Linked DNA regions of Mus musculus: regions 2 and 3 are each linked to region 1. The links are chromatin loops, found by intact Hi-C in ENCODE. Cell type or tissue: gastrocnemius. All regions are shown on one strand.

Region 1 (8,000 bases):
CATTCTTGTTGGCGCTCTCTGGGCCTTTTATTTCTAAAGCACATGCAGGTTTGAAGTTTATCAACTTGGAAAACAATGGAGGGAAACGTTATGCTTTGGGGGGCACCTTCATGGTGCCCTTACTTGCTTCAGACAATATGAGGCCCTACTAAGTATCTCAGCAGAGGAAGCCCAGCCAGACCCCTATCACAGCCCTACACACAGTGGTTCTAAGGCCAAGTGCTGCTCCTACTCCAGCCTGCAGACCACTGGACTGAGGGAGGACCGGTGCACACATGCCTTTGTTGCCAATCACGTGGTCCAAGCAAGCTTGCTAAAGCTTTCAACCCTTGGCCAGCTGCTTCTGGAATCTATCCAACTGTCTATATCTTCCTACAGGCTGTGCTTCTTGGCTCCAGACCCTCACTGTGACCACTGTCCTGGCTGGTTAGGAAGTGCCACTCATGTCTAATGAAGAGTCACGTACTGGGTCATCCTGAGTAAGATTTCTTCCTAGGCATTTCTGTGCCAGCCTTATTTCAACCAGATAATCTATTGTACAGATTGAATAGTTAGAGTCTATTAATTATATGTTCTATAAAAATTAAGTTTCTCTGATAGTCAGCTCTTTTGTCTTTTGCCAAATATAGTACTTTGACTCCTTTCTTTACAATGTATTTTCCATTATCTATGAACACGTGTGCCTGTCTGTGCAGAGTCTGTCATGTGTTACCTATGAACACGTGTGTCTGTCTGTGCAGTCTGTCATGTGTTACCTATGAACACATGTGTCTGTCTGTGCAGAGTCTGTCATGTGTTACCTATGAACACGTGTGTCTGTCTGTGCAGAGTCTGTCATGTGTTACTTATGAACACATGTGTCTGTCTGTGCAGTCTGTCATGTGTTACTTATGAACACATGTGTCTGTCTGTGCAGTCTGTCATGTGTTTTTTATGAACACATGTGTCTGTCTGTGCAGTCTGTCATGTGTTACCTATGAACACATGTGTCTGTCTGTGCAGTCTGTCATGTGTTACCTATGAACACATGTGTCTGTCTGTGCAGAGTCTGTCATGTGTTACCTATGAACACATGTGTCTGTCTGTGCAGTCTGTCATGTGTTTTTTATGAACACATGTGTCTGTCTGTGCAGTCTGTCATGTGTTACCTATGAACACATGTGTCTGTCTGTGCAGTCTGTCATGTGTTACCTATGAACACATGTGTCTGTCTGTGCAGAGTCTGTCATGTGTTACTTATGAACACATGTGTCTGTCTGTGCAGTCTGTCATGTGTTACCTATGAACACATGTGTCTGTCTGTGCAGTCTGTCATGTGTTACCTATGAACACATGTGTCTGTCTGTGCAGTCTGTCATGTGTTACCTATGAACACGTGTGTCTGTCTGTGCAGAGTCTGTCATGTGTTACTTATGAACACATGTGTCTGTCTGTGCAGTCTGTCATGTGTTACTTATGAACACATGTGTCTGTCTGTGCAGTCTGTCATGTGTTACTTATGAACACATGTGTCTGTCTGTGCAGATTCTGTCATGTGTTACCTATGAACACGTGTGTCTGTCTGTGCAGAGTCTGTCATGTGTTACTTATGAACACATGTGTCTGTCTGTGCAGTCTGTCATGTGTTACTTATGAACACGTGTGTCTGTCTGTGCAGTCTGTCATATGTTTGTAGCTCTCTTAGAGGCCACAAGAGGGTGTTGGATCCCAGAGCTGGAGTTATGGCTAATTAAAAGCTGGACAATATGGGTGCTGGTACTCAAAAGAGCAAAATGTGCCTTAAATCATTAAGCCATCTCTCTGGGCCTATGTGCTTCTTTTCTTAAAGTATCATAGCATAAATAAAAAAATAATATTATATAACATTTTTAATTCTTTGAGAATTTCACAAGATGTATGTAGCATATTTTAACAATTATTCTTTTTAAAGTATGAGTTGGAGTAAAATAAAATCCCTATTTTCTTACTTAACCAATATATTTTACAGTTCCAAGCATAAAGTATCACCACTGTGAAATCACACACTATTATCATATCTTGCTTTCTCTCTAAAAAAACAAGTTGGCAGAAAACAGAAAGGAAAGCTTCTCTTAGTAAATTACTAATGCAAGAAAAAGTCAGCTGCTCTGCAATGGCGAAGCCTGATTCGGTGGCATGTTTCAGTCTACAGCGGTCTGTAGATGAGATCTCACCACAGGGTGAGATGAATCTCCTGCACGGCACGGCGAGGTGATGCAGTATGTCATACGTCTTCCCAAAAGCAGCACAGCCTAAAGCATAGCAGCTCCTAAACCTGCAGCACCATCAGTTCATACATGACTCATATGTACAGAGCACCATGCACTCATACATGACTTATATGTACAGAGCACCATGCACTCATACATGACTTATATGACTTATATGTACAGAGCACCATGCACTCATACATGACTTATATGTACAGAGCACCATGCACTCATACATGACTTATATGTACAGAGCACCATGCACTCATAGATGACTTATATGACTCATATGTACAGAGCACCATGAGCTCATATATGACTCATGCGCATGAGAAAAATACTCCAAGCACAATAAACTAAATGGTCTCATTTAAAAGAATCTGTACTCTTAGATTTTATATGTAATAGCACACATTCACAAATCTGGATGTCTATATACTAAATTGAAATTATATAGCTTTAGTGGTAAGATTTGGGTAATTGCTATGTCTTTCTCGTTATCTGTATTTTCTGATATAGAATTCTCTGTCCATGTCAAAATACGCCATGCTGATGCTTCCACACTGTATGGCACCATTGCCACGTTCCTTCTTCCTATGCTGCTGGCAAGCAGAGAGCATCTTGAGTCTCGGACAGGCAGGGGACAGGCAGGGGACAGGCAGGGAGTATCCTGACAGCAGCTGTACACAAGGAGCCCGCTCCAGGTCTCTGAGGTTTCCATCGATTTTTCTTAAATGTGAAATTCCCATGTGTTCTTACACTTCAGTCTAAGGAAAGGCACGAGCTTGTTTTGCAACCACTGGCTTTTGCTGCACTCTGCTGGAACATTCCCTGATGTTCTCCACGATCACTAAGTATGCCTAGATCCTGCTACAGCTGAGGAAAATGGTCTCATAGACAGTTACATATTTCCAGGGTCAGTTAACAGTAATAAAAGGGTTGGAGTTTACAAGCACACACCAAACATTTGTTCACGTGTTAAAGAATGGCTGTGCACATTGATTATGGTAAGGTAGAGGGGGCATCGTTAAACATTAGCAGTTCCTCTTTTGTACAATGCACTTAGCGATAGATTTATTTTTCTCAGCACTTCTAAGCAAGCTGAACAAATCTACCTTCAGTTACCACAACAGTGCAGTAAATCCCTGGACACACCTAACCTGACTCTTAGGAAGTGTCAAGGTCACCTGCTTCTTGTTGTGTTTTAATCTGAACTGCATTAAAGCAGGTCATTTTGCAGTTTACTGGGAAGTAGCCAAGTGACTAATACCTGCTTTATCCAGTGACCAGCACTCAGGTCTCAATCGCTCGCTCAATACACCCCCAAACACCCCAAAACACCTGCAGTCAATAACCAGTATGAAGCTTGCTTGGTGAAAAGTAATCTACGCGGCCCCAAATTCCACAAAACCGTGGAGAACCCTCCACACTACCTGTGCAACAGACCAGCCCCGGGCTGTGCTCCGGGCTGGACTCTCTCCACACAGAGGAAAACTTCACCTCAGCCGCCTTGGACGTTGCCAACACAGATTTGGCAAGTATCCCGGTGGAGAAAATACTTCTCGATTTTTAACTAATACCTGCTTAAATTTTGTTTTGGCCTCATGGCCTGGAAAGAAAAGTCTGGAATGACCCCGTCTTTTGACTTTATAATCTGCATAAATCTCTCAAAAAGAGGCTTCACCAGGAAACTTTCCGTGGAACATTTCATCTACAGAGAGAGAGAGAGAACTCTGTGGCTGTCCCAGCTGCACCTCAGAGCACAGTGAGGAGACTGCTCTGCCTTAGGACAAAGGTACAAAGCGCTGAGCGGCTTCAGCATAGATCCCAGGCGAGGCCTCACCCAAGCTGGCAAACACCAACTGCACGCTAGCACCCCCAAGTGTCAGGTGCCTGGCCAACAGCAAGGCCAAAAAACCCAGGGCCAAAGGAGCTCAGTGTTAGGGCCTTGCCGGTTTTGTTTTGTTTTGTTTTGTTTGTTTGTTTCCGTGAATGACTTTTACAAAGCAGCTCTGTGTCTAGGGGAAAGTCACTACCCTGCCAAAGAGGACAGCCCTACTTGCTAAGCGCTTAGGGATCGGTGGTCACAGGAAATCATCAGCGCCTGCGTGGGAAAGGCACCCTAGCTTACAGAGGAAGAGATGGGGCCTCAGAGCTTCAACAACCTGCCCACAGCCACAAAGATGGACAGTGCAGACACAGAAACCCAGGTTCATGGAACCCTGGAATCTGTCAACCACACCAAGCTGCACTGTGACCCTGGCTCTTATCCCATCTCATCTATGAGAGGTTGGAAGAGGTCATTATATATTCGAGGCATCTCTCTATTCCTCCTTTAAGTGAATTAACTAATTTCCAAGACCTCTTCATATTCAAAATATCTACTATTTTTAGTGTCTGTTTATGTCTTCCACCTGCCCTTACACTCATTTTCTTCGATGTAGCATTGGGAAATAAATTAACCAGTCTACACTAGTCAAAGGTAATCAGAGAAGTTTTGTGTGTCTGACACTCTGGTACTGAGCATAAAATCTGTAATTATCAGTAATATTCCTACTGAACTTGACTGTTACTGGATTAGACTAGTTATTGAGTAAAGGCAGGCTAAACAAAATGTCCACTACATCTAAGGGACATAACCTAGTTTGTAAGACTCCATTCCCTAAAGCTGTTTATTATTTACTTGACATAATTTTGCAAAAAAAATAAACATTTATAATCAAATAAGGGGAGGAACTTATATCATACTATCACCATTAAAACCTGGTTTAATGGCATCCTGTATTCATTATTTATCACAAACTCTAAGCATATTTACACAATAAGGTGACACGAATTTAACTAAAAAAAATTATTACATTTATAAAGAAACAACATGATGCTTTTGAACAACCTCCCATTTCCGTCAACTTATTTAATTATTAGTGACTTCAAAGGAAAAGAGACATTTCTAAAATCCATTTTTCTCAAAAATGTATTATTTTATCTCACTATTGATGTATAATTTAATTAAAGCTCCAAGCCCACATTTTTCTTTCTAAGTGGCAGGCATTTTCATTAACTAGCACATAGTTAACCCATTGTCACAGTCCCCTAAAACAGCCCACATGGTGGGGAATAATTAAGGTAGCTAGGGGAAAGGTCACTTAAGACTTCACCATGGTGTGAGCTCAAATTATAGGTTTGAGCAAGCCGGGAGGACCAATGCTCGGGAAAATGTGCAATCTTAATGGAATGCAGAACAAATGAACGTTTTAACGTGTGATGCTACTCGGTTGCATAATGGGATTTTGTTGAGTGCTACAGGAGGCAGAAAATAAAAGTAACCCTGCAGGGTATGCCTGTTAACTGCTTCAGGCTCGGGGCATTATTGGCTCACTAAATGGGCACATAATAACATGAAAGACTGGTTCTGCCCTCTGGTTGGTGCTTTTCTGTTGGTTGCTCTTTTTTAAAAGACTGGGCAAGACCAAGCCTTTTAGGAATTTGTTAGCTTGTTTCCCAAGTTTATTCTCTAGCCTGAGGAAGAGGAGCTCGTGACCAACGCCCTCTTGGCCTTCCGCCCTAATCTATCATTAAGTCAACCAGAAAGGTGGCTACAAGATGCGTTCAGACTGAGCCCTCTCCACACAGACCACCACCTTCTGTCCCTGCTGACCCAGGAGCCTGCAACTCAATCCCTGCCTCCTGCTGGTGAAGTAATAACCATCGGCCTTTGTTTTCATCCAATTAATTGAGTGAAAATGGCTTCCACTGTGAAAAGACCCTTCATGACCCAGCTCCAACTCTAAAACCTGGCACAAAAAAAAAAGAAAAAAGGAAAAAGGAAAAAGGAAAAAGGAAGGAAGGAAGGAAGGAAGGAAGGAAGGAAGGAAGGAAGGAAGAGAGGGAGGGAGGACGGGAAAGGAGGGGAAAGAGGAGGAACGGAGGGAGGGAAGGGGGGGGGGAGACTGGATCACCAGCAGCGTAAGCTTCAGCCCTGTGAGTCAAAGAGTCACAGTGTCAGACACTGGGGACACATTCAGTTTCCCAGGAGAACTTGCTCTTTAGCAGTCACTTCTTGTTCTCATTTTGAAGGGTGAAAACATACCCATTAGCCTTTAGGTAGGCAGAAGTCTTTCCTCAGTAGACACAGGCTATGTCCTGATGACATGCACAGCCAGAAGCATTCTTTAGTGCAGAGACATATTAACAGATAAGCATCCAAAGAAATTAGTATCGTGCTTCTCTCCAGACCAGCAGATTTCAGACAAATCATAGGACCTAGCAGTGAGTGTCTGTCCAGTGCCTCATGTAGGCTCGCCATCAGAGAGTTTAACCCTTACTACAGGAAAGTACCTACAATGAAAGAGTGAACACAGATCCACCATTGATCTCTCCTCATCATGTGTCAAAGGCCGCAAGGCACGTGTCTGAAAGCAAGGCTAGGGCGAGCAGAAAGAAACAGCACTAAGGAAGAGCCCACTTTGATTGGCACAGAGGCCTGCGAAGGGGCTCCCCCTAGCCAAACATGTACCAGTGTTCTTAATGCTATACTTAATACTTACTAATATAAGTAATCCTTAATACTTAAGTCTTTGACAGGCTCTGCTAACCATGCCTGACGTCTGCCTCAGAGCCTGGGTGGAACCTTGGAAATGCCAGGAAACCCAGGACATGTAGGTAATCAGAATAGGAGTTGGGATAGAAATTACCTGCTAATAGACCTTGAATTATATTGAAAGCATGTCTATATGGAGTAGAAGACTGACTGTCACCAACATAGAAATAGGAAATGCTAAGAGGAGGAGTTCCCTGACTTTAGCTACAACATTCTCAATGTGTTTGTCAGTAAGGGAATAATACCATAAGAGAAATAATGCTATAAATGTTATTTCTTTCACAGAACAGTCCTCAAAAAATCTCATTTAGCCTACCATGTGTGAAAATGGAATTGAACTGGTATACATTTGAAATAAGAAATAAAAAATTGTATTTTTACAAGTGACTTAGTATATTATTCACCCTAAAATAGTGTTATGGATTTGACTCCAAATCTACAAATCAGCTGTAAAATACGGTGCCTACTCTCTAGCTTCCAGAGTGCCACACTTCCTCTCCCAGACTAGATTCCAAACTATTGAGGAGAACAACCACTTCAAATATATTTCCTCCCCCTTCCTGACACCCTGCCCAAGGTCCTAAACAAATAGCTACTGCACCAACATAAATAAATGAAAAGTTCCCCTAAAAGAACCAGAGGAGTCAATATTCCTACTCCCCTAGTCACACAAAGGAACGTGGACACTGGGGCTTCAGTGTCAAAAACAAAAAGACAACTGGTGATCTGTCCGTCCCTCCCTGCAGTCCCACACGTGTGCTGGTGCCACGGCTTTCTACAGTTAGACTGCCTGTAAATTACAACCGCCTTGGCGATAAAGACTGTCTGCTTTGGCTTTGGCTGCTGCTGCAGCCTCAGTGACCTCATGTAGACACCCATAATTCAGCAGCCTGGCATGTAGCAGGTCAGGCACGAGGGTGACCACCCATAATGCCATCATGAATAGGATAAGGACATGGTAGTTGTGAACTTCCATCAACCTGGGCTGCATATCAAGGTACTGTTTAAAAAAACAAAAAAGAAACAAAAAACAAAGCACATTAAAGGCACAAATAACTATGATCCCTAGATAATCACAGCCCCATCCCCCAAGGTCTACACTGGTTAGTAGCAGATTCTGAGCCCTGAAATCTACAGTTTGTTTTACACTTTTATCAGTGCAGACTTTTAAA
Region 2 (8,000 bases), 510 kb before region 1:
ATAGATCGGTTTTCTGTTTTCAGTTGATTTAAGCACATATTTAATACCACTAGTGCTCTGAAAGATATCTCAACTGCACATGGACTAACACACCAAACTAGGCACTAGGGAAGATTTTAAATTTGAACGAAATTCAGGACTGTGTCAAAGAACGGGCCTTTCAGGTGGATCTGCCAACTGTTGTGGGTTGAAATGCAATCACTTTTTGAAGCGCAATCTCTTTCCTCTTTAAAATATTCTCTTTTCTGCACCAGGTGTCAGTAAAGCATGTCCTTCAAAATAGAAGCCGAGGTCTTCACCTGCCTGAAAACCTGTAATTATCATATCATGCTATTAGTAACCTTTAAAAATAAGATCGCTTCTTTACATTCAAGGTCTGGAAAGTCATGTTTTAAAGATGCTGCCTAGCACCGTGGATTTATTGGAATCCTATGGTGTTGAGAAAAGAGGATGTGCGGGAAACGGCGCGGTCTTTTCCTTAATTGCACAAGAGTGGCTACGATTAAAACAAGGATTGGGGAAAAAAGATTAAATATAAATCAAGGAATTTCCCAACTTCATATAGCAGGGTGCCTATTAGCACTCTGTCAAAGGTAGCAGTCTCTCAGTCCCCCATCTCTCTACCTCTTCATAGCCTTCCCATCCCTTTTCTCTAGGCTTCTCCGCATCCCCACCGCCCGCGAGAGTCAGGCAAGGTGCGCGTTCCTCGTCCTCTCATCCCCGGTCTGCCAGTGCCTCTTCTCCCAAGAAACCACCCAGAGTCCCGGAGGACTGGTCCCTCCCGCCCCCACCCCCCTACCTGTCAGGAAGGAGGAAGCCAGAGACATGGGGACCCCGGAGCAATTGAGCAGCAGCAAGACGCAGCAGGTAATCCCAGGCGAGCGTCGGCAAGGACGCTCAGCCAGAGCCCTGACGCTGAAGAACCAGAGCATCGTCACCTGGAGGGAATCCCGGGCGACTGCAGGTCCCGCGTCGCCGCCTCTGCTCGGCAGCCGCTGCTCGCAGTCAAAAGGGCTGTGGGCCGGCGTGCCGGGAGACAGTCGGCTGAGGGAGGCGGGCGCCCGGAGCGGCGGGGGAGGAGTGGGGGCGCCCCGGGAGGAGGGGTCCTGCGGCCAGCCTCGGCCAATGCGGCGGCTTTTTTCTAAGGGAGTTGCTCTCAGCGGGTTAGCCGTCAGCCCCTCCGCGCCAGAGCTGGGCCGGGAGGAGGGGTGGCTGAGCGGCGGGATCTGGGGAGCGGCGGCGGCGACTGCCGAGTGCGCTCGCAGCTCTGGAGCCCGGCTGAGCTCCGGCTCCCGCACGCGCAGCTCCGGCCCGGCCCCCGAGCGCGGTGTCCGGCCCGCGCGCTTGCTCCGTGCGGGACCGAGGGGCGTACTAGGCTCTGCGCGGAATCCGCAGGGTCGCACGAGGGACTACGATCCTGGCGCCGGAGCTATGCCGGCTCAGAAGCGACAGCGGCGCACGCGAACGCCCAGCCAGGCGGTCTAGCCCAGCCCCGGCCACCGGCCCCGGGGCGCTGCCGGAGCCTGGAAGGCGCGTCTCCAGCGCCCTGCGCACCGCCTCCTCCCGCGCAGAGGAGCCGCCCCCAGCAGGGATGCCACTACCCGCTAGCGCCCGGAGCAGAAGACCCGGCGCTTCCCGCTGCCCCAGCTTCGGAAGGAGCCACGGATCGAATGCAGGAGGGTCCCTCAACTTTCCACAGCCCTTTGACTCCCTCGGGCAAAGGCGGGGGACTCACGAGGCTGAGGGGACAGAGGGACGAGTGACCTTGGAGATCAGGTTCCTGTGCTTATGCCTCTGTGGGCCTGACATTAGGGAGGACAGAAGTTGGAGCGACAGAAAGGGTCGGCTAATGCACGCACAACGGCCAGAGCCTTTCTCCCTTAAAGCGTGGATCGGTGGCTCAGACTCCGCCCTTCCCAGCCGGAGCTGCCCGGGCCAGGGAGGTGCGTTAGACTAATCATTCATTCACTCGCGGGCCAGGGAGGGACCGCTGCCGCTAATCTCCACGCAGGCCGCCTTCGCGGCGGCCGCCCAGCAGGGCACGCGGTGGCAGCCGCTACCCTGCAGCGTTTCTTGCTTGGGCGGCCCTGATGTCCCCCAGTCTCGGTCTTTGATCCCCTCGCCCCGCCACCCGGTACCCGCTGAGTCCCAGCATCCCTCCCACGTCCTGCCCCCCCCACACACACACACACCCGCCCTACACGCACCCGCCAAGCAGTGCCTGGCTCTACTCAAAAGGGGTGCTAATCTAGAAAAGAGAATTTTTATAACTACATTGGGAAGGTGCCAGGTGAGAGTGAAAGGTGCTTGGAACCAATGATCAGCTAGCCTTCTTTGGAGCCTACTGTGATCACATGCTCCCACCCACACGAAGAACAGCCAGCCAGCAGGTGCCCACCCCACATTAGTTCCTGAAGCGCCTTGTGGATCCAAACTCTAATTGCTGACAAGCCTAGTTTTCCCCTAGTCTCTGGCCAGTTTTAGGTAGCATTTGTAGCTGTAGTGAGAAACTCCTTTGACAGTCCTCAGATACACTCCTCTAATGTCACCACATTTACCTGCCCCTGCCTGCCATCCGCATGCTCATTTGTTTTTTTCTAGAGATTTAAAGGGTGCTTTTAGTGAGTGCATCGTGGCCAACATCCCAACACAAGGACCACATCTCTGTGACGTGGACAAGTGGGAGGAAGGAACGCTGTCATTAGCTTAGCATGCTCCATTTCCCTCTCAAAACAGATTTTGTGTAAAATTTAAATTAAAAGAGACAAGAGACAATGTGGTTACATGTTTCCCCCAAATAACACCATGGCTAGATGCCTTGAAAGTCAAAGTGTTGATTGAATGTTTCGCTGACTCCCTGAGTCTACAGAAATGTCAAACTGTATACACAGAGAGAGAGAGAGACAGAGACAGAGTTTTACTTCCCATAAGAACTAATTAGAAGAAAACCTAAAAGTTAAAAAATAATAATTGCCACAGAAAAGTACATTCAGTAGGAACCACTGTCCCTGCTCTCTAAAATGATTCTCCTTCAATAAAGTCTCTAGATAAATGTAACCTTTATAATTCAGGTAAGGAACATGAATTTTTGGAGATCCTAGGAGACCCAGTGTTCCCTCAGATGTCTGTAGACTTGGCTACATGTGCACTACAAAACTGCAAGACACCTGAAGAGCATGCCTGCCCCTCTGACTTGCCTCCCTTGGCCTGTCTCCTCAGTGTGCATGACTAATTTTTTTAGGGGGTGGGGACTTCTACCCTCTATGTGTGTGGCATTTCTACTATGGGTGGCTAGGGAAAAAAACGGGAAACCTTTTCACCAGCCTTGAAGTTGTGAATGAGAAGGTGGACAGAAGCCTCTGGAAACTCAGCTCTTCCTATATCACAGCTCACAGTGACCTCCATTTCAGAAAGAGCAAGCTATCCCCAAAGGCTCATCGGGGACTCCTGCAACCCCCATGCAACTATTGGTATTGTTACTCCAGAGTAGCAAACTCTCTCAGCTGCCAACTGGTCCCTAAGCCAAGCTGAGATATTCCAGGGTCACACAAGAAGAGATATGGGGGAAGGAAAGAGGGAAGACAAAGAGGAGGAAGAAGAAGAGAAGGAGGGGGAGGGGAAGGAGGAGGAACCTATCAAAGTCCCAAATATTGGCTGGAATCCAAAGGAGAAAAACAAGGTAGGGTAGGGATGTTTGCCTTGACTTCTGACATTGTTTATGGGTAAGGAGGTAATGGGGCCCAAACTCAGGGCCTAGCCTAGGCCCAGATCTGCAAAGTCTCAGTCCTTGCTCCATGAAATAAGCATGTGACCTGGCCACATGTAACAGGAGATATGTCTTAAGGCATTCTCACACCTCTCAAATCACAGCCTCAATTCCCACCGAAAAATGCACTGAACATGCAATTCAGGAGTTTCAAGAAACTTCCAGAAATCAGCTCACCTTCTCCACAGCAGAGAAACCAGACCTCTCCAAAGTGAACAGAAGAGCCTGTGACAGCAAGCACTAATTGTCCGTAAGTGTAGGAGGGTTGCACTCACAGATGGCACCTGCCTGGGTAAACTGAAAATGGTGAAGGACTGATCCACAAAGGCCCTAATCTGATGGGGCAAACTTAGAGACTGTGGAGAATGTGAACAGCCCAGGGCACATTTCCTTAGAAGAGAGGTTGTTTTTGCAGGCATGGTTAATGCTCTGGATATTTGGTAACTTTGGAAAGTATCATTTTTATATCTCCAAAAGGGTTTGGAACAGCAGTATGGATTGTGCCCACAGATTTATTATTTCTCAACCTCTTTATTGATAGCCATCTGATTCTTGCTAGGATAAAATTGAAAATACTCCTGAGGAGGTTTGGTTTGGTTTGGTTTGGTTTGGTTTGGTTTGGTTTGGTTTGGTTTGGTTTGGTTTGGTTTGAAGCACTAAAGATCTCAGAGCATACAATGGACTTCTTCAGCTTTACCTTGAAAGTCAAATGTCTAGGCTGTCAGAGTGGCTCAGTGGCAGAGCAGTTGCCTGACACACAGGAGGCGCTGTGGTCAAAGGGTGAGAAGGCTAAGAGCTAAGAGAGACAGGGTGTGCCAGGGCCACAGGGCGTGATAGTGGCAGAGCCCATTAGCAGGCTTCTGCCGGCTGGTAAACATGGCACTTCCCATTACAGATGCTCTGCCTTCTTGGATGATGAGTCATGGGAATTACAGGAAGAGGCCATGGGATATTTCAGATATGATGCAAATGAAAGTTATGGTGCTGGCACAATAGTTACTTAAATATTTATGGAACTGAACTGGACCCAAATATATGAGTTGTTTGACACCATAAAAATCCTGGACACTCCCATGTGTCCCTAGCGGAACGGTGATTTTATTCTCAGGTCACCTGACTACAATGTTTAGGGACTGTGCTGACTTCTAGGTTGCCTACTGGAGTGCTTTTGTTACTCATCTTTCAGAGTGGCTGGGACCCATGGAAGCCATGAGTTGTCTTATAGATTATAGTAGTAGGATTTCCTGTAACTCCCAAATGTCAAAGGCTTTGAAAAAGCATGATAAAAACTCAATCATTTGATCATTAGCCGGATCCTTTTGCACAGAAGCATTTTCCCCATATCTTGTCACCATAAGAACTGCATCCTTCACAGCATGCCCATACACAAAGCAATGCTTTAGGATAAACTGATAATACCAGAACTTTTAAAAACACCAATTGCCCTGAAATAACAAAACCATTGCTTTGTTTACTCGTTTTATTTCAGTTTGACTCAATACTGTAATAAATGTGATTCCTTTACCACCTGGCCCTGACCCATTGCAACCCCCATGTTCACCTTTGCCTCCAGCATAATGGAGCCTCATTACAGACGATGTAGAAAGATGTGCTGGGACACACAGTGCCTGCTCAAGGAAGTGCCTATGAGCTAAATCAGTGCCATTAAAGGTCACACATTTACCAGTTTGGCAAACAAAATAAAGTTAGTGTCATCCGAAGACTTGTATCTTTTTAACCCCTAAAATACTCCCATGTATGGATACACTGCCAGGGACTTGCTTTGAGAAAGAGTCCTCTTACTCCACTTTTTGCCTGGAATTTACCTTGCAAGCTTTATTGACACCAAAAACTGTAACTCCATCTTGAAGAAGTAAGGAATTGACAAAAGACTTTGGCTCAACCCAGGGAATCAGGATGCCAAACTAATACTTTTCTCCTGTTGGTCTATGCTTCACTAACTACATCCTGTCAGTCTTCCTTGCAGTAAACATCAACAGAGGAGAGAGAAACACTATCTCCAGTCGCTGTTTGCTATAGACATAGAGAGAATGGTCCAACATTGTTAACGGGGGATGTGTACCCCAGATTGCTATTCAGTGTGTGTAAGCTCTGGCCACATCTCAATTTCTGCTCTTCCCTTCTTCCTTAATCTAGAACCTGTAATGTATTCAGTGCTTCTGAGGTATGAACAGTAAAGGTCACTTTTTTTTAGTCTTTCCTGTAGTCATACTAATCACCCTAACTTATGCTGCTCCCATGATTAACTTCTAGCCAATGAGGCAGCAATATAAAGTGTCATTAAAGGACAGACATGTTCCCCTGTCTTTACTTCCTGCTGATGGCGGGAATCCATCTATAGTAAGTATTTGAGACTTCAACAACCATCTTCTGTTGAGAGGGAAAAAGCCCAAGGAACATAGTATAGCTGAGAAGAAGATTAGACTCTGATGCCGTGAAATATAATGTAGGTTTGGCCCCTAGCTTACCTGAATGAGGGGAAATGCATATCTACCATGCTCTATTCCTTGTTAGTTTTTTTTTATTTGTGTTTGTGTGTGCATATGAACATGTGTACAAATGAACCACCCATGTATATGTGTGTAAAGACCGGTCTGCGGTAGTCCATCCCTATCACTAATTTCTCCTGATATAGGGCTCCTCATTACCCCTGCACCTCAGCTAAGCTTGAGATCAGTTCCTACTGTCCACCTGACTCTGTCCCTCCCACTAAGGTCACAGAAATTTAAGGCCAACCCTGGCTTTTTATTTAAGTGCTGGAATGTGAAATCAAGTCATCATACTTGGTCAGTAAGCCTTCTTACCCAGTGTAAATCTCCCCAGAGTGATGCTCTTTGTTTTAAATAGTCTTGATATTTGCAAAGCTGTGTTGGTATTGTTATTTACAATTGCCAAGAGGTGATAGTAAGTCAATGTCTAGCAAGGGTAAATGATAAACAAAACATAGTGTGTATACACAGCGTGTGCATGGCACAGCATATATGTAGTTTGGTGTGTGCACAACACTATGTATGCATACCATTGGATGCTACACAGGTTTTAAACAGAAACAAATGTTTGTTTTATGCTATTATGTAGATAAAACACAAGACATTATTCTAAGTGGGAAAAAAAAAACAACTTCCCAAGGACATATACTGTTATATGTGGGGACATACAAAAGCCAGAGATTTTGTGTGTGTGTGTGTGTGTGTGTGTGTGTGTGTGTGTGTGTGTGTGTGTAAATGTCAATGCCATGTGGGTGCATGCAAAGGCCATAAGGCTCATGTAAGAATGAAATCATAGAATCAGGCACAGAATGGAGGCTGCAGAGTCTGTGGCAGGGAGTATCTTGGAACTGTTAATGGGTATGGAATTCTAGCTTCTCAGGGCTAGAGAGATGGCTCGGCAGTTAAGAGCACTAGCTGTTCTTTCCGAGGACCTGGGTTTGATAAACACCACTCACATGATGGCTCACATCCATTTGTAATTCTAGTTCCAGGGAATCCAATCCCTTCCTGACCTCCATGGATATCAGGTAAGGTCAAGGTGCACAGACAGACAGAGAGGCAAAACACTCCAATACATAAAATAAACAAAGAAGTCTAAAATTTTTTTTAAAAATCACATTTCTATCTTTGCACCATGAAATAGCGTCCTGGATCTGGGAAGATGGCTCAGTGGGTAAAAGTTATGAGAACCTGCGTTCTGATCCTAGCATCCACATTAAGAACTGATGACAGCACTAATCTATAACCCAGCTCTGGGAGAGTTGACCAGGCAGTTTTTGGAGACTTGCTGACAAACAGTCTAGGTAAAATGGCAAGCCTCAGTTTCAACAAGAGACATTGTCTCAAAAAAAAAAAAAAAAAAAAAAAAAGAGAGAGACAGCGATAGAAGATATTTGGTGTCAACTTCTGGTCTTTGCATGCACCCACATGGGAAGGGACACTTACACAGACACTGCGCACACACAGACTCTGGCCTTTGCATGCACCCACATGGGCATGGACATACACATTTTACACGAATGCATACACTACATGCATTTTACCACATATTTAGAATTTTTAAACTTTATTTTTGTTTTGTTTTGTTTTGTTCTGTTTTTTAGATAAGGTTTATCTGTGTAACCCTGGATGTCCTATAACTCAAAGACCCACCTCCCTCTGCCTCCAGAATGCTGGATTAAAGGTGTGAACCACTACTGCTCAGCTTAATCTTTAAACTTTTA
Region 3 (8,000 bases), 210 kb before region 1:
GAAGATTGAATCTCCGAGTTAAGGAACACACCTTTAATCTGGGCTATGCCTTTCATCTGGGATTAAAGGTGTGGTGGAACACACCTTTAATCTGGGCTACACCTTTTGCTGGAGACAATATAAGGACATTGGAAGAAGGGAGTCTAGCTCTTGCTCTTGCTCCTTTGCCTGCTTGCTGCGTGAGACTGAGTAACTGCTAGATCCTTGGACTTCCATTCACAGCTGCGACTGAACAATTGTTGGGAATTCGGCTGCCGACTGTAAGTCATCAATAAATTCCTTTACTATTTAGAGATTATCCATAAGTTCTGTGACTCTAGAGAACCCTGACTAATACAATCAGTAAGACTGTCAGGGCTTGGTTCCCACCCCTGGGATGGATGCCAAGTTGGGCCAGTTGCTGGATGGCCTTTCTTACAGTCTCTGCTCCATTTTTATCCCTGCATTTCTTTTAAATCAGATATACTAAATCTAATAAAAAAGAAAGTGGGAAATGGCCTAGAACACATGAGCACAGGGGAAATTTTCCTGAACAGAACACCAGTGACTCAGGCTCTAAGATAACAATTGACAAATGGGACCTCACAAAACTGAAAAGCAAAGGACACAACAGCAACCTGCAGATTGAAAAGATCTTCACTAACCTGTTGCAATTTTTTATTTGTTTTTTCTTTTTTAGGAATTTCTTTTTTTTTAAATTGGGTATTTATTTCATTTACATTTCCAATGCTATCTCAAAAGTCCCCCATCCACTCCCCCACCCACCCACTCCCATATCAATTTTTCTTGTTTTTTTTTTAATTGAAAAAAAATAAACACGCTACAATATATTCTGATCAAGGTTTTCCCCTCCCAGATTCTCCCCATTTCCCTACCATGAAACTCAATGCCTTCTTTCTCTCGCACTTTAGAAAACAGCAAAAGCACCAACAATAAAAACCAAACCAGAATAATAAGCACAAAGAAAAAAACACAAGAAGCTCACACACAAATCCCATAAAAACATAAAACTGGAAACCATAATACACAAGGAAAAGGTTTTTTAAAAAATGCCTAAAGCAACATCAAACAAACAAACCTCCAAAAATGTTTCCAGTGTCTGTTATGATGTCTCCCTTTTCACCTCTATTTTTTACCTGTTTGGTTCTTCTGTCTCCATCTTTAAGGGTTTGTTTTGTTTGTTTGTTTTTGTTTTTCAAGACAGGGTTTCTCTGTGTAGCCCTGGCTGTCCTGGAACTCACTCTGTAGACCAGGCTGGCCTCGAACTCAGGAATCCTCCTGCCTCTGCCTCCCAAGTGCTGAGATTATTTCTTTTCTCGAAGAATCAACTCTTCATTTTCTCTATTCTTTGTATTTTTTAGTTGTTGTTTCTATTTTATTAATTTCAGATAGCGCTTGATTATTTCTTGCCATCACCTCCTTTTAGGTGTTTCATTCATTTGTTCATTCATTCATTCATTATTGTTTTTGAAATGTAAGCACTTAGTTCTAGAAATTGACTAAGAATTACTTTCATTATGTTCCATAGATTTGGGTATGCTGTGTTTTCATTTTCATTCAATTCTAAAAAGTTTTAAATTTTCTTCTTATATTTTTGGTTGTGAGACTGGCCTTTAACAGCTGGGCCACCTCCTGAGCCCTTATTTGCTTCTTAATTTGTCCTAATTTTTCTTTTTTTTTTTTCCATTTTTTATTAGGTATTTAGCTCATTTACATTTCCAATGCTATACCAAAAGTCCCCCATAGCCACCCACCCCCACTCCCCTACCCACCCACTCCCCTTTTTTGGCCCTGGCGTTCCCCTGTACTGGGGCATATAAAGTTTGCGTGTCCAATGGGCCTCTCTTTCCAGTGATGGCCGCCTAGGCCATCTTTTGATACATATGCAGCTAGAGTCAAGAGCTCCGGGGTACTGGTTAGTTCATAATGTTGTTCCACCTATAGGGTTGCAGATCCCTTTAGCTTCTTGGGTACTTTCTCTAGCTCCTTCATTGGGGGCCATGTGATCCATCCAATAGCCGACTGTGAGCATCCACTTCTATGTTTGCTAGGCCCAGGCATACTCTGACAAGAGACAGCTATATCAGGGTCCTTTCAGCATAATCTTGCTAGTGTATGCAATGGTGTCAGCATTTGGAAGCTGATTATGGGATGGATCCCCGGATATGGCAGTCTCTACATGGTCCATCTTTTTATCTCAGCTCCAAACTTTGTCTCTGTACCTCCTTCCAAGGGTGTTTTGTTCCCACTTCTAAGGAGGGGCATAGTGTCCACACTTCAGTCTTCATTTTTCTTGAGTTTCATGTGTTTAGGAAATTGTATCTTATATCTTGGGAATCCTAGGTTTGGGGCTAATATCCACTTATCATTGAGTACATATTGTGTGAGTTCCTTTGTGAATGTGTTACCTCACTCAGGATGATGCCCTCCAGGTCCATCCATTTGGCTAGGAATTTCATAAATTCATTCTTTTTAATAGCTGAGTAGTACTCCATTGTGTAGATGTACCACATTTTCTGTATCCATTCCTCTGTTGAGGGGCATCTGGGTTCCTTCCAGCTTCTGGCTATTATAAATAAGGCTGCTATGAACATAGTGGAGCATGTGTCCTTCTTACCAGTTGGGGCATCTTCTGGATATATGCCCAGGAGAGGTATTGCTGGATCCTCCGGTAGTACTATATCCAGTTTTCTGAGGAACCGCCAGACTGATTTCTGTTAAGTTTTCATGAGTTCAGAAGCTTTCTGTAGTTGTTGTTGTTGTTGTTGATATACAGCTTTAGTTTGTTGTGGTAGTCACATAGGATGCAGAGTGTTATTTCACTCTTCTTAGTTATATCTCTTTTCTTCTGTCTGTTGAGACTTGCTTTATGACCAGGTATGTGTTTAATTCCAGAGAAGGTTTCAATGAGCTACTGAGAAGAAGGTATATTCTATTTTTTCTTGGGTGAAATAGTCTGTAAATGTCTGCTAGGTCTGTTTGTTTTGTAGTTTTAACTCTAGCATCTTTCTGTTTTAGTTTTTGTCTGGATCACATATCTATTGGGAAACTGTGGAATGAACTCACCAACTATCACAGTGTGAGGATCAATATGTGATTTTTTAGTTGCAGCATTTTTTATTTTCTTTTTTTAAAATGAACTTTGGTGCCCTTGTGTTTGGAGCATAAATGTTTAGAATTCCATTATCCTCTTGGTGGATTTTTCCTTTGATGAGTATGCAGTGTTCTTCTATAATATCTTCTGATTATTATTGGTTTGAAGTTTATTTTGTCAGACAATAGGGTACACTTGCTTGCTTCTTAGGTCTATTTGCTTGAAATATGTTGTTCATTCTTTTACCATGAGGTGGCATCTATCCTTGATGATAAGATATGTTTCTTAGATGGAGCAGAAAGATGGAACTTGTTTTCTTGTTTTCTAATCTAGTCTGTTAGTCTGTGTCTTTTTACTAGGGAATTGAAACCATTAGTGATTAGTGTTTATTCATACCTATTATTTTTGTTGTTATGGTATGGGTTTTTCCACCTCTTTTGAGTTATTGTTCTGGGATTACATGCTCCTTGTGTTTTCTTGGGTATGGTTAACCTCTTCAGGCTGATATTTTCTTTCTAGCATTTTCTCTAGAGCTGTATTGGTGGATAGATACTGCTTAAAATCGATTTTTAAAAAAGATTTATTTATATATTATATGTAAGTACACTGAAGCTATTTTCAGACACTCCAAAGAGAGTGTCAGGTCTCGTTACAGATGGTTGTGAGCCACCATGTGGTTGGTGGGAATTGAACTCAGGACCTTTGTAAAAGCAGTCAGTGCTCTGAACCACTGAGCCATCTCTCCAGCTCTAAATTTGATTTTATTATGTAATGTTTTTCTTTCTCTGTCTATGATTGATAGTTTTGCTGAGTATAGTAATCTGGGCTGCTGTCTCTGGTCTCTCAGGGTTTATAGAACATCCATCCAGCCCCTTCTGGCTTTCAGAATCTCCTCTGAGACATTGGGTATTATTCTACTGGGTCCACTTTTACATGTTATTTGGTCTTTTCCCTTGCAGCTTTTAATATTTTTTTTTTGTTCTGTAAACTTAATATTTAGACTAGTATGTGTCATGGGGAATGCCTTTCCTGATTCAGTCTCTTTGGTGCTCTGTATACTTCTTGTGCTTTCATCGGGACCTCCTTCTTTAGGTTAGGGAAATTTTCTATGATTTGTTGAAAACATATTTTGCACCTTTGATAAGCGTTTCTTCTTCCTCTATTTCTCTTATTCATAGATTTGGACTTCTCATAGATTACCCGATTCATTCTCTCTCTCTCTCTCTCTCTCTCTCTCTCTCTCTCTCTCTCTCTCTCTCTCTCTCTCTCTCTCTTCTTCTTCTTCTTCTTCTTCTTCTTCTTCTTCTTCTTCTTCTTCTTCTTTTCTTTCTCTCTTTCTTTCTTTTTAGATTATTAGATTCAACATGTTCTTTAACTGACATACCTATTTATTCAAAGGCATCTTCAGATTCTCCCTTCTATCTCTTTTACTCTGTTGGTAATGATCATATATGAGGCTCTTGTTTGACTTCCTAAATTTTTCATTTCCAGTTTTATCTCTCTTGGATTTTAATTAGTGATTCTATTTCTACTTTCATGTCTTAGATGATTTTCATTACTTGTAGTATTATTAATCTCTTTACTGTCCTTGAACATGTTCTTTTATTGTTTTTTTTTATTAGTTATTTTCTTTATTTTCATTTCAAATGTTATCCCCTTTCCTAGTTTCCCCCTGAAACCCTCCCAGCCCCTCCCCCTCCCCCTGCTTACCAACCCACCCACTTCCTGGTCCTGGCATTCCCCTACATTGGGGGATATAACCTTCACAGGATAAGGGCCTCTCATCCCATTGATGATGGCTAGGCCATCCTCTGCTACATATGCAGCTAGAGCCATGAGTCACACCATATGTTTGTTTGTTTGTTGTTGTTGGTTTTTTTTTTGGTCGGTGGTCTAGTCCCAGGGAGCTCTGGGGGTACTGGTTAGTTCATACTGTTCTTCCTATGGGGCTGCAAACCCCTTCAGCTCCTTGGGTACTTTCTCTAGCTCCTTCATTGGAGACCCTGTGCTTCATCCAACGGATGGCTGTGAGCAGCCACTTCTGTATTTGAAAGGCGCTGGCAGAGCCTCTCAGGAGATAGCTATATCAGGCTCCTGTCAGGAAGTTCTTGTAGACATCCACAATAGTTTTGTTTGTGAATGTTTCTTGTCTTGGTGTTTGTTTATGAGATGGATCCCGAGGTGGGGCAGTCTCTGAATGGTCTTTCCTTCAGTCTCTGCTCCACACTTTGTCTCTGTAACTTTTTCCATGGATATTTTGTTCCCCCTTCTAAGAAGGATAGAAGTATCCACACTTTGGTCTCCCTTCTTCTTGAGTTTCATGTGTTTTGTGAATTGTATCATGGGAATTCTGACCTTCTGAGCTAATATCCACTTATCAGTGAGTGTATACCATGTGTGCTTTTTGGGATTAGGATACCTCACTCAGGATGATATCCTCCAGATCCATCCATTTGCCTAAGAATTTCATGAAGTTGTTTTTAATAGCTTGAGTAGTACTCCACTGTAAATGGACCACATTTTCTGTAGCCATTCCTCTGTTGAGGGACATCTGGGTTCTTTCCAGCTTCTGACTATTATAAATAAGGCTGCTATGAACATAGTGGAGCATGTGTCCTTATTACATGTTGGAGCATCGTCTGGATATATGCCCAGGAGTGGTATTACAGTAGTACTATGTCCAGTTTTCTGAGGAACAGCCAAACTGATTTCCAGAGTGGTTGTCCCAGCTTGCAATCTCACCAGCAATGGAGGAGTGTTCCTCTTTCTCCACATCCTTGCCAATATCTGCTGTCACCTGACTTTTGATCTTAACCATTCTGACTGGTGTGAGATGGAATCTCAGGGTTGTTTTGATTTGCATTTCCCTGGTGACTAAGGATGTTGAACATTTCTTTAGGTGCTTCTCAGCCATTTGGTATTCCTCAATTGAGAATTCTTTGTTTATCTCTGTACCCCATTTTTAATAGGGTCATTTGGTTTTCTGAAGACCAACTTCTTGAGTTCTTTGTATATATTGCATATTTGCCCTCTATCAGATGTAGGATTAGTAAAAAACTTTCCCCAAACTGTTGGTTGCCTTTGTGACTTATTGACAGTTTCCTTTGTCTTACAGAAGTTTTGCAATTTTATGAGGTCCCATTTGTTAATTCTTGATCTTACAACCCAAGCCATTGGTGTTCTGTTCAGGAATTTTTCCCCTGTGCCTATATGTTCAAGACTCTTCCCCCCACTTTCTCCTTTATAAGTTTCAGTGTCTCTGGTTTTATGTGGAGGTCCTTGATCCACTTATACTTAAGCTTTGTACAAGGAGATAAAAATGTCTTTTTTAGCTCCTTTGTCAAAGATCAAGTGACCATAGGTGTGTGGGTTCATTTCTGGGTCTTCAATTCTATTCCACGGATCTACCTGTCTGTCGCTGTACCAGTACCATGCAGTTTTAATCACAATTGCTCTGCAGTACAGCTTGAGGTCAGGGATGGTGAATCCACCAGAGGTTCTTTTATTGTTGAGAATAGTTTTTATTATCCTAGGTTTTTTTGTTATTCCAAATGAATTCGCAAATTGCCCTTTCTAACTCTGTGAAGAATTGAGTTGGAATTTTGATGGGGATTGAATGGAATCAGATTGCTTTCAGCAAGATAACCATTTTTACTATATTAATCCTGCCAATCCATGAGCATGGGAGATCTTCACATCTTCTGAGGTCTTCCGCCATTTCTTTCTTCAGAGACTTGAAGTTCTTATCTTACAGATCTTTCACTTCCTTAGAGTCACGCCATGGTGTTTTATAGTTTTTGTGACTATTGTGAAGGGTGTTGTTTCCCTAATTTCTTTCTCATCCTGTTTATCCTCTGTGTAGAGGAAGGCCACTGATTTGTTTGAGTTAATTTTATATCCAGCTACTTCAATGAAGTTGCTTATCAGGTTTAGGATTTCTCTGGTGGAATTTTTGGGGTCATTATATATACTATCATATCATCTGCAAATAGTGATATTTTGACTTCTTCCTTTCCAATTTGTATCCCCTCGATCTCCTTCTGTTGTCTAATTGTCTGGCTAGGACTTCAAGTACTATATTTAATAGGTAAGGAGAGAGTGGGCAGCCTTGTCTTGTCCATGATTTTAGTGGGATTGCTTTGAGTTTCTTTCCATCTGGGTTGATGTTGGCTACTGGTTTGCTGTATATTGCTTTTACTATGTTTAGGTATGGGCCTTAAATTCCTGATCTTTCCAAGACTTTTATCAAGAACCAGTGTTGCATTTTGTCAAATGCTTTCTCAGATGATCATGTGGTTTTTCTTTTTTTGAGTTTGTTTATATAGTGGATTATGTTGATGGATTTCTTTATATTGAACCATCCCTGCATCCCTGGGATGAAGCCCACTTGATCATGATAGATGATCGTTTTGATGTGTTCTTGGATTCGGTTTGTGAGAATTATATTGAGTATTTTTACATTGATATTCATAAGGGAAATTGGTCTGAAGTTCTCTTTATTGGGTCTTTGTGTGGTTTAGGTATCAGAATAATTGTGGCTTCATAAAATGAATTGGGTAGGATACCTTCTGTTTCTATTTTGTGGAATAGTTTGAGGAAAATTGGAATTAAGTCTTCTTTGAGGTCTGATAGAACTCTGCACTGAACCCATCTGGTCCTGGGCTTTTTTTGGTTGGGAGACTATTCTTTAGGGGATATGAGGCTGTTTAGATCATTATTCTGGTCTTGATTTAACTTTGGTACATGGTATCTGTCTAGAAAATTATTCCTTTCATCCAGGTTTTCCAGTTTTGTTGAGTATAGACTTTTGTAGTAGGATCTAATGATGCTTTGGATTTCCTCAGGTCCTGTTGTTATGTCTCCCTTTTCAGTTCTGATTTTGTTAATTAGGATACTGTCCCTGAGC

Evidence for each region. Peaks named below come from ENCODE experiments on the same cell type or tissue, not always from the same donor. Only the 100,000 strongest peaks of a DNase experiment are listed, where the experiment ranks them.
Region 2: it touches region 1 in a loop (4-fold over the local background); 25 of 42 quality-filtered maps call a loop at or near these places.
Region 3: a loop joins it to region 1, with 2.3 times the contacts of the local background. A loop is called at or near these places in 6 of 42 quality-filtered maps.

The regions. Positions count from the first base shown.
Region 1 is chr9:22,705,241-22,713,240 of GRCm38, reverse strand. The region is part of intron 19 of Bbs9 (Bardet-Biedl syndrome 9 (human)); the gene reads right to left. Among named protein-coding and RNA genes, the nearest start is that of Gm39309, 96 kb to the left of the region's middle. In gastrocnemius, CTCF peaks have their summits at 3,040 and 4,106; DNase peaks (open chromatin) are centred at 3,728 and 4,097; H3K27ac peaks cover 1,044 bases.
Region 2 is chr9:23,216,573-23,224,572 of GRCm38, reverse strand. Bmper (BMP-binding endothelial regulator) reads right to left here and starts at 1,497. Exons shown (of 15, transcript NM_028472.2): 1 at 800-1,497. The coding sequence starts at 932. In gastrocnemius, a CTCF peak has its summit at 4,517; DNase peaks (open chromatin) are centred at 1,173, 1,380, 1,911, 4,543 and 1 more place; H3K4me3 peaks cover 2,693 bases; H3K27ac peaks cover 1,797 bases.
Region 3 is chr9:22,912,356-22,920,355 of GRCm38, reverse strand. No RefSeq gene overlaps it. Among named protein-coding and RNA genes, the nearest start is that of Gm36685, 74 kb to the left of the region's middle. In gastrocnemius, a CTCF peak has its summit at 3,348; a DNase peak (open chromatin) is centred at 380.